Linked DNA regions of Mus musculus: all the other regions are linked to region 3. A link is a loop called in an ENCODE intact Hi-C map of the cell type or tissue named here. Cell type or tissue: heart. All regions are shown on one strand.

What was found. Hi-C counts contacts between places; a loop is a spot of excess contacts. Peaks named below come from ENCODE experiments on the same cell type or tissue, not always from the same donor. Only the 100,000 strongest peaks of a DNase experiment are listed, where the experiment ranks them.
Region 1: it touches region 3 in a loop (3-fold over the local background); 7 of 42 quality-filtered maps call a loop at or near these places.
Region 2: it touches region 3 in a loop (3-fold over the local background); 2 of 42 quality-filtered maps call a loop at or near these places.

The regions. Positions count from the first base shown.
Region 1 is chr13:28,525,244-28,527,743 of GRCm38, reverse strand. The region is part of intron 7 of 2610307P16Rik (RIKEN cDNA 2610307P16 gene); the gene reads left to right. Among named protein-coding and RNA genes, the nearest start is that of Gm40841, 100 kb to the right of the region's middle. In heart, a CTCF peak has its summit at 1,252; no DNase peak of the experiment used is centred here.
Region 2 is chr13:28,771,227-28,773,726 of GRCm38, reverse strand. It overlaps 2610307P16Rik (RIKEN cDNA 2610307P16 gene), which reads left to right. Exons shown (of 8, transcript NR_045054.1): 3 at 1,061-1,108. Among named protein-coding and RNA genes, the nearest start is that of Mir6368, 62 kb to the right of the region's middle. In heart, no CTCF peak of the experiment used is centred here; no DNase peak of the experiment used is centred here; H3K27ac peaks cover 209 bases.
Region 3 is chr13:28,949,118-28,951,617 of GRCm38, reverse strand. Sox4 (SRY (sex determining region Y)-box 4) reads left to right here. Exons shown (of 1, transcript NM_009238.3): 1 at 1-2,500. The region is part of intron 1 of Gm46405 (a long non-coding RNA gene); the gene reads left to right. Among named protein-coding and RNA genes, the nearest start is that of Sox4, 3.3 kb to the left of the region's middle. In heart, CTCF peaks have their summits at 951 and 1,150; a DNase peak (open chromatin) is centred at 757; H3K4me3 peaks cover 2,500 bases; H3K27ac peaks cover 1,929 bases.

The DNA.
Region 1 (2,500 bases), 420 kb after region 3:
CCAAGGCCCCCAAATTGCTATTGGTTAAAGCAAAAAATCAATAAAAGCAAAATCCAAAACCATATCCTCCATGCTCAGCGGTTTTCATTCATAGTGGTCAGTTGGCAGAGATTAACCTCACTTTGACCTGGGAAGCTCTTTCAGGGAGGGTTTTGGTTTTTCTTTATCCTTTCTGGGAATGTCAGAGTCCCAGCTTCCTTCCTTGTAAACTGTGGGAGCTATGAACTTCTTCCTTCCCACTGCTAGCCTTTCTCACAGTCACATACTAGGAAACAGTATTTGGAAATCTAGAAGAAGAAATGGCAACTGGACAGTTTCCTTCAATGCAGAGAGTTAAGCGCCTTTGCACAGCTCTGTTTTAAGCTGTCTTTCACTCTCTGACTGGAATTCAGAGGACAGTCCTTCAGTTATTTCCCCTTCGTCCCCTATTCTAAGTCATGTTGCCTATCATTTGGGGGGGGGGGACTTATGTTTTGCTTTTTGTTTCTGTGGATTTTGTTTGTCTGTTTTCCTATTTCTTCATTAAAGAAGAAGTTGAGCATCTGTGTTCTGTCACTCACCCTGTGCTCAAACCGGGGTGCCGGACAGTCATTTTTTCAGCTAGTCACACCAGAGCCCAGCAGTTTGCCCTAAAAAATAGCTAAAGCCTCCTCTCTCTTAGGCCTTGCTTGTGCCCTTGCCCTGAACACCACACTTGCCATGTCAGGATCCTTGATTCATCATGAAGATTCATTAACATCTAACCAGGAAGGAAGGAAATTGAGATCTGCATCAAAGTCCAGTTGAAACCCCACAGTAGTGATTACATACTTGTCCTCCCAGCGGTTGGGAGATTGAGGCAGCAAGATTTCACGTTCAAGGACAACCTGGACTGTATAGTGAGACAATGTCATGAAACAAGAACCAGCTTAGTTCCAGTGACTGAATAGGAATTTTAATCACAAATAAGTTGACAGATTTGGGCTTTGTTGCAGAGTAAAGTTGTGAATTTGGCATAATAGCCTTATATCCCTACTTTACAAATCAGAATTCAGACTAACTCATGAAGACCATCTTTATATATTGTGATTTGTGCCTAACGGTATAATATAGATATCTATAGCTCTTCCATTAGATGTAACACTGTTTGAATCTTGTATTGCCCAAAGAATATCATGTTATTCAAGACTGACCATCCCTCTTAACATAACTGGTGTTCAAGCATAGCTAATTTTTCACCACTGAGTAATCTGCCCCACCCAGTGGAGGAGATAGGTCAAGGCTGGCTGGCTCATATAGTCAACTGCAGATCTGCACTGAAGCAGATTTGGTATCAGATCTTTTCCTAGGTCTTTGGATCTATGTAACTGCAAAATCAACTTAGTTCATGATCAGGTATTACTTTAGAATATTTTGCAGGCTCTAGAAATGTAATTGGCTAGTCAGAATGTTCTAGGCCTTCTCTGATGGAGGGTTTGAATTACTGACCTTCCAAGGTCTGTCTTGCAACTAAAGCAAGCACTCAGATCCTTCCAGTAACAGGTGCTTTTGTTGGGAGTCTATGGGATCTTTTTCAGTAGAATGTAGAGAATACCCAGGTGCTTTGAAAGACGACACAACTCCAGTTAGAAGGTGGAAGTGTTCCCTTAGATAAACTTAAGTGAAGGTCTATTCCTCAGGCAGATGAACAGTGAGCCAGACTCCCTTTCTTCTTGTTTTATGATAAACATTTGCAAGCCAACAGTTGGTTCTGATGAACCATCCAGGGAGCCATTAAATGCATGAGCTTTTCATTGGTTGGGAACCAGCTGAATCAAGCTGTTTATAACCGTGTGTATCTTTCCAATACAAACAGCAGTTCTGGAGTCAATCATTTTTTATGTTAGCTTACATATAGCATCACATAAAAGCCCTCTCTTTTTATTTCATGTCATCCAGATCATTAGGCATTTATATTTCCCGGTGAAGGTGGGTGATCTAGGCTGTCCTTTTTCACTGCAAATTGACATAAGCCAGAGTTTCTATATTTTATACCAGTCAATGGATAGCACTAATACTAATGTCACAAACAGGCCTCAAATTTAGGGAGTGGTATTTTAAAGCTGTTCTAACTTTCAACCTTTAAAGAACAAAACAAAACAAAACAAAACAAAACAAAACAAAACAAAACACCTTTGTCTCTCTCCTTCCCCAGCCTCCCCGGCCTCTTGTGTGTGTGTGTGTCTGTCTGATTGTCTGTCTGTCTGTCTGTCTGTCTGTCTGTCTCACTGTGTGTCTGTATATTGACTAGAGGGTAAAATTAGGTGTCATTCTTTGCATGCAATCTACCTTTTGTATTTGTTTATATTTATGTCATGCACTCTTACTGACCTGGAGTTCACCAGGTAGGCTCTGCTGAATGTCCAGTGCTGCCATCCTTCTTCTCTGAGCTTGCTGTCTACCAAAAAGTCTACCATGTCTACTACCTACATATCATGAACTGAACCTTTTGAAACTGTGAACCAAAATAAATCCTTTCTCC
Region 2 (2,500 bases), 180 kb after region 3:
CCAAAGTGCTGTTAGGAAGTTCTTCTCTGAGGTCACCAGCTGTGACTGCCATTGCTACTTCTGTGACAGGAACAGTTTCTTGTACATCCTCCGATGTAGCTCTGGAGCCCTCTGTTGCTGGCAGTGCTAAGTTGGGTAGGCCAGAGGTTAACATCGGATGTCTTTCTTCAGCACTCTCTACCTTGGATTTGCAGGCAAGGTCTCTGATTCTCCTGGAACTCCACCAAGTAGTCTAAGCTAGCAGGCCAGTAAGTCTAGGGGTCTGCCTATGTCCTCTCCCCAGCACCTTTTACAAGAGCATGCTACTGTGCCCACCTTCCAACTAGGTGTTAGGAGTAGAGTGCAGGTTCTTATGCTTGGATGGCAAGTACCACCAGCTGACCCATCTCCCCAGCCCTACTGACATTAGGTTTACATAATTGTTTTAAAGGCTAAATGAAGTCAGCTACATAAATCGCTAAGGTAAGGGTTGGACAGATGTCAACTGGATGACAAAGAACACTGGCTGCTCTTTCAGAGGATCCTGGGTAAATTTTCAGCATCTTGTGTGGCAGCTCATAACTTATCTGTAACGTCAATTCCAACTCCTCCTTCTATTCTGGTCTCCATGGCTATCAGGGATGTAAATGGTACACATACATAATGTAGGCAAAACACTCACACACATTAAAAAATGCACTAGGACACATCACACCACTGCTGTGTCACACCACCCACCCCCCCCAATCCCCCGAAACACATACCCATGGCATCTCAGGGGTAAAGTGGAGTCCTCTTAGCTTTGAGAGTCACTCTGGAGGAATTTATCACCAGATCATGAAAGTCTAGGCTTGGAGTGGCTACATAGCCTACAAGCCATGCCTTAGCGCAGAGCAGCCAGACGGGAGCTGTGCCCATCCTTGCTGAAGGTTCCTAGCTTTGCTGAAGGGTCTGGAGAGTTAGTACTCTGCAGCGAGTCTCTGATGTGGCCCTACAACAGTCAAGTGCCAGGAAGTGTTAGGCCCTGTAAGGACCGTGGTTCCTCTTACACTGTGTAACTCAGTTTCCCTTTCTCTCATAGCACGCCCACGGGACTGCAGAAGCCTTCACACCCACCCAGCACGCTCAGGTAAGAGATTTTTCCTGGATGGGAGGGTTTCTAGATGACAGATCTTCATGATTGTGTGTGTTACTCCAGGTTGTGCCTTGCTTAGTCCATCCTAAAGTCCCAGTCTTCTATATCTTCCTCTTCTTTTCACTGCTATTTATTTTGGGTGTCTTTAAAAATTATTTTTCTCTCAAAGTAGCTTACTTTTATGTATTTATATGTGTATTTTTTTCTGTCATAATACTTTACTTTTATGTATTCGTCGTGTATGTACCTTTTGGTAATTTAAAACATGCATCATTTAAATTAGCATTCATTAAACCCTAATTTTAAGCTAAAGGTTACTCTGAGGAGGCAGGTCACTCTGCTTTTCCATTGCTAATCCTAACCACAGTGCTTTGAGGTTTTTTTCCCCATATGAGTCCCTTAAAGAAGAGAACTTTTTTTTTTTTTTTTTTTGTAAATGTAAGTACCATTTCTTCTGCCCAGTGTAGTAGCCCGCAGTCATAGTTAAGCCCTTCGTATGTAGGAAGCAGCCAATGTTCAGTTGTCCAAACGCAGCCAGGGAGTTAAATCCAAAGCACAGAAGGTCAGCAGCAGGCACAGCACAGGTGAGCAGCTAGAGATGCAAATGGTAATGAAAAAAATGAAGATAAATAGACCCATCCCCTGCCTAGGCTCTCAGGGATTCATGCCTTCCAGATGATTTCCAAGCTAGTGGAATCAAGCAAACCACTGGCGTACAGATGCTAACTATTGAGTCTCTGCTCACCCTGTTTTGCTTTTGTCATTGTCTTTAACATGACAACACATTGTGAAGCACTTCACATTGGTAAGAGAGTGTGTTGTGTATCACCTGGATTGCTCCAGTCTTCCATTGGCGTCTTTCATCCATACTAAGCCAGCTTCAGTCTCCTGGTGCAGAAGTGTAAACTTAGCCTGCTTCTGTGTTATGAAGTGTATCTAGGAACTGGGGACAGAACTGGTGACCATATTATTCTGGGACAGAAAAGACAATGGATTTTTTTAAAGAAGATGTATTTATTTTTATGTACTTGATGATTTGCCTGCATGCATATTTGTGTGAGGGTGCCAGATCTCCTGGAACAGGCTTTAGAGACAGTTGTGAGCGTCATGTGGTGTTTGGACTTGAACCTCAGGTCCTCTGGAAGTGCTAGTGCTCTTAATGGCTGAGATTTCTCTCCAGCCCAAGACAATGAAGTTAAATATCTGTGAGGATTCAATAAAGAGACATGCTTCTTTGAGGGTGTATTTTCAGAACCGGGTTTCTCAGCTGCTGACTGACATCTGAATCACTTGTTTGACTAGAGGAGATTTGTGATTTTATTGGGGTGGTGGGGCAGGGTTTAACGGCCCTCCGAGTGCAGTCATGGTTGCAGGCCCTTACCTGTC
Region 3 (2,500 bases):
AAAAAACAAACAAAAAAATGTTAAAAAGAAGAAGAAAGAAAGAAACAGAAAAAAAATGAGTTAAAAAGAATAGATGGAGAGTAGAAGGAGAAAGGGGAAAAGAAAAGGAAGAAAAAGTGCATAGAGCTGGCCTGGAACACGTCCCGCCGTTGGAGAAGGAGCGCGGGGGCGTTAGTGGACCCGCGCTCCCATCCCCCACTCTCAGGGCTGGGGACTCGAAGGAGGCGGAGAGTAGACGGGGGCGACCTTTTTTTGTTGTTGTTATTGATGTTGGTGGTGGCTAAAAAAGCTACTTCGAGTTTCCTCCCCAATTTTGCTTGAAGAGACTCCCCCCCACCCCACCCTTCCAACGAGCTTCCGGACTTGGTTGCACCCCCAGCAAGAAAAGAAGCCAAGCAAAGCTTCTAAAGACCGAAGGAATCTTTCCCTCACCCCCACCCCCTCGCCTTGGTGATTTCTTGTTTGATTTTGCCTCATGGTCAAGAAAGGAGGGGGAAAATCCAGCGTGCCCCATCTCCTACCCACCCCCTCTTTGTATTCTCTTTGTATTTTTCCCCTTCTTAAAATTTCTTTTTCTGCAATGAAGACAGAAAGAAGGCTCTGGGGTGATGCGTTTGGCATTTGTGTTGAGCTTAGGGGAGCATTGGCATGGAGAAACTCCACGCTGGCGAAGTCCCGGGCTGGGCTTTCTCCTCCTCCCCCCACCTTTTTTCCCCTTGTCCTTGCAGCTGGAGATGTGCTGGGAGTAGCAGGCCAGCCTCGGAAATGGACATGGGGACCTCGTGGAAGCCACAGCAACCTGGTTGGGGATGCAGAAGGACCCGGAGCACAGAGGGCGTTGGGGTTCCCGGGCCTCCGCCTGGGGTCTGTGCAAAAATAAAGAATTAAAAAAAAAAAAAAAATCAGAGAGGTGAGGCTACCCAGAGCCGGCGGGAGGACAGGAGACTGTGGGATGTGGTCCAGGGGCCGCGGAGTGGTTTGGGGGGGAAAAGAGATTTTTTTCTTCTCTTAATGGGAATCGTGATGGTGTTGAGTTATTTCACTGGTGGGGTTAATATAGCATGTTATCCTGTCTATCTTTTGAAGATTTCTGTATAAGACTGTTGAGCAGTTTTTAAAATAGTGTAGGATAATATAAAAAGCGGATAGATGGCGCTATGTTTGATTCCTACAACGAACCGATCACCAGCTCCTTTTCATTTTTAACTCTTTAAAAGGATTCAAACGCAACTCAAATCTGTGCTGGACTTTTGAAAAACCACAATTCAGGACCAAATTTTTTCTCCGTGTGTGTTTATTCCTTATAGGTGTAATTGAGAAGACCCGTTTATTTTTACCCCCTCACGGACTCTCCATCTTTGTATTTTTTTTTCCCTTGTAAATGTAATCAGATGCCATTTTATATGTGGACGTATTTATACTGGCCAAACAGTTTTCTTATTTTGTCCCCCCTTTTTTTCCCTTTTCATTTGCTTTCTTGTCTTTTAACCTCGTTTCTTTATCTTCTTTTTTATTTTCTTTCTTTTTCTTCGTTTTTTTTTTTTTTCTAGTGTTGTTACCCACGCCATTTTACGTCTCCTTCACTGAAGGGCTAGAGTTTTAACTTTTAATTTTTTATATTTAAATGTAGACTTTTGACACTTTTAAAAAACAAAAAATGACAAGAGAGATGAAAACGTTTGATTATTTTCTCAGTGTATTTTTGTAAAAAATATATAAAGGGGGTGTTAATCGGTGTAAATCGCTGTTTGGATTTCCTGATTTTATAATAGGGTGGCTGGTTAATATCTCACACAGTTTGAAAAATCAGCCCCTGGTTTCTCCATGTTTACACTTCAATCTGCAGGCTTCTTAAAGTGACAGTATCCCTTAACCTGCCACCGGTTTCCACCTTTCAACCCCCTGGTCTTATAAGGGGAGGAGAGTTCAGCCCAGCACCATAATGCTTTAAAAAAAAAAATTTTTTTTTTTTAACGAATTGCTGTTCTGTCCAGAGGTTTTTAAAACTGGTGCATTCACAGCAAAAAGGGATTCTGTAGCTTTAACTTGTAAACCACATCTTTTTTGCACTTTTTTTTATAAAGCAAAAACGTGCCGTTTAAACCACTGGATCTATCTAAATGCCGATTTGAGTTCGCGACACAATGTACTGCGTTTTCATTCTTGTATTTGACTATTTAATCCTTTCTACTTGTCGCTAAATATAATTGTTTCAGTCCTATGGCATGGTGATAGCATATGTGTTCAGGTTTATAGCTGTTGTGTTTAAAGATTGAAAAAAGTGGAAAACATCTTTGTACATTTAAGTCTGTATTATAATAAGCAAAAAGATTGTGTGTATGTATGTTTAATATAACATGACAGGCACGAGGACGCCTGCCTTTTAAGAGGCAGTTCCGTTAAGGGTTTTTGTTTTAAAACTCTTTTTTTTCCTTTCTTTTTTTATTTCTTTTTTTTTAACCATCCATCCTGTGCAATATGCCGTGTAGAATATTTGTCT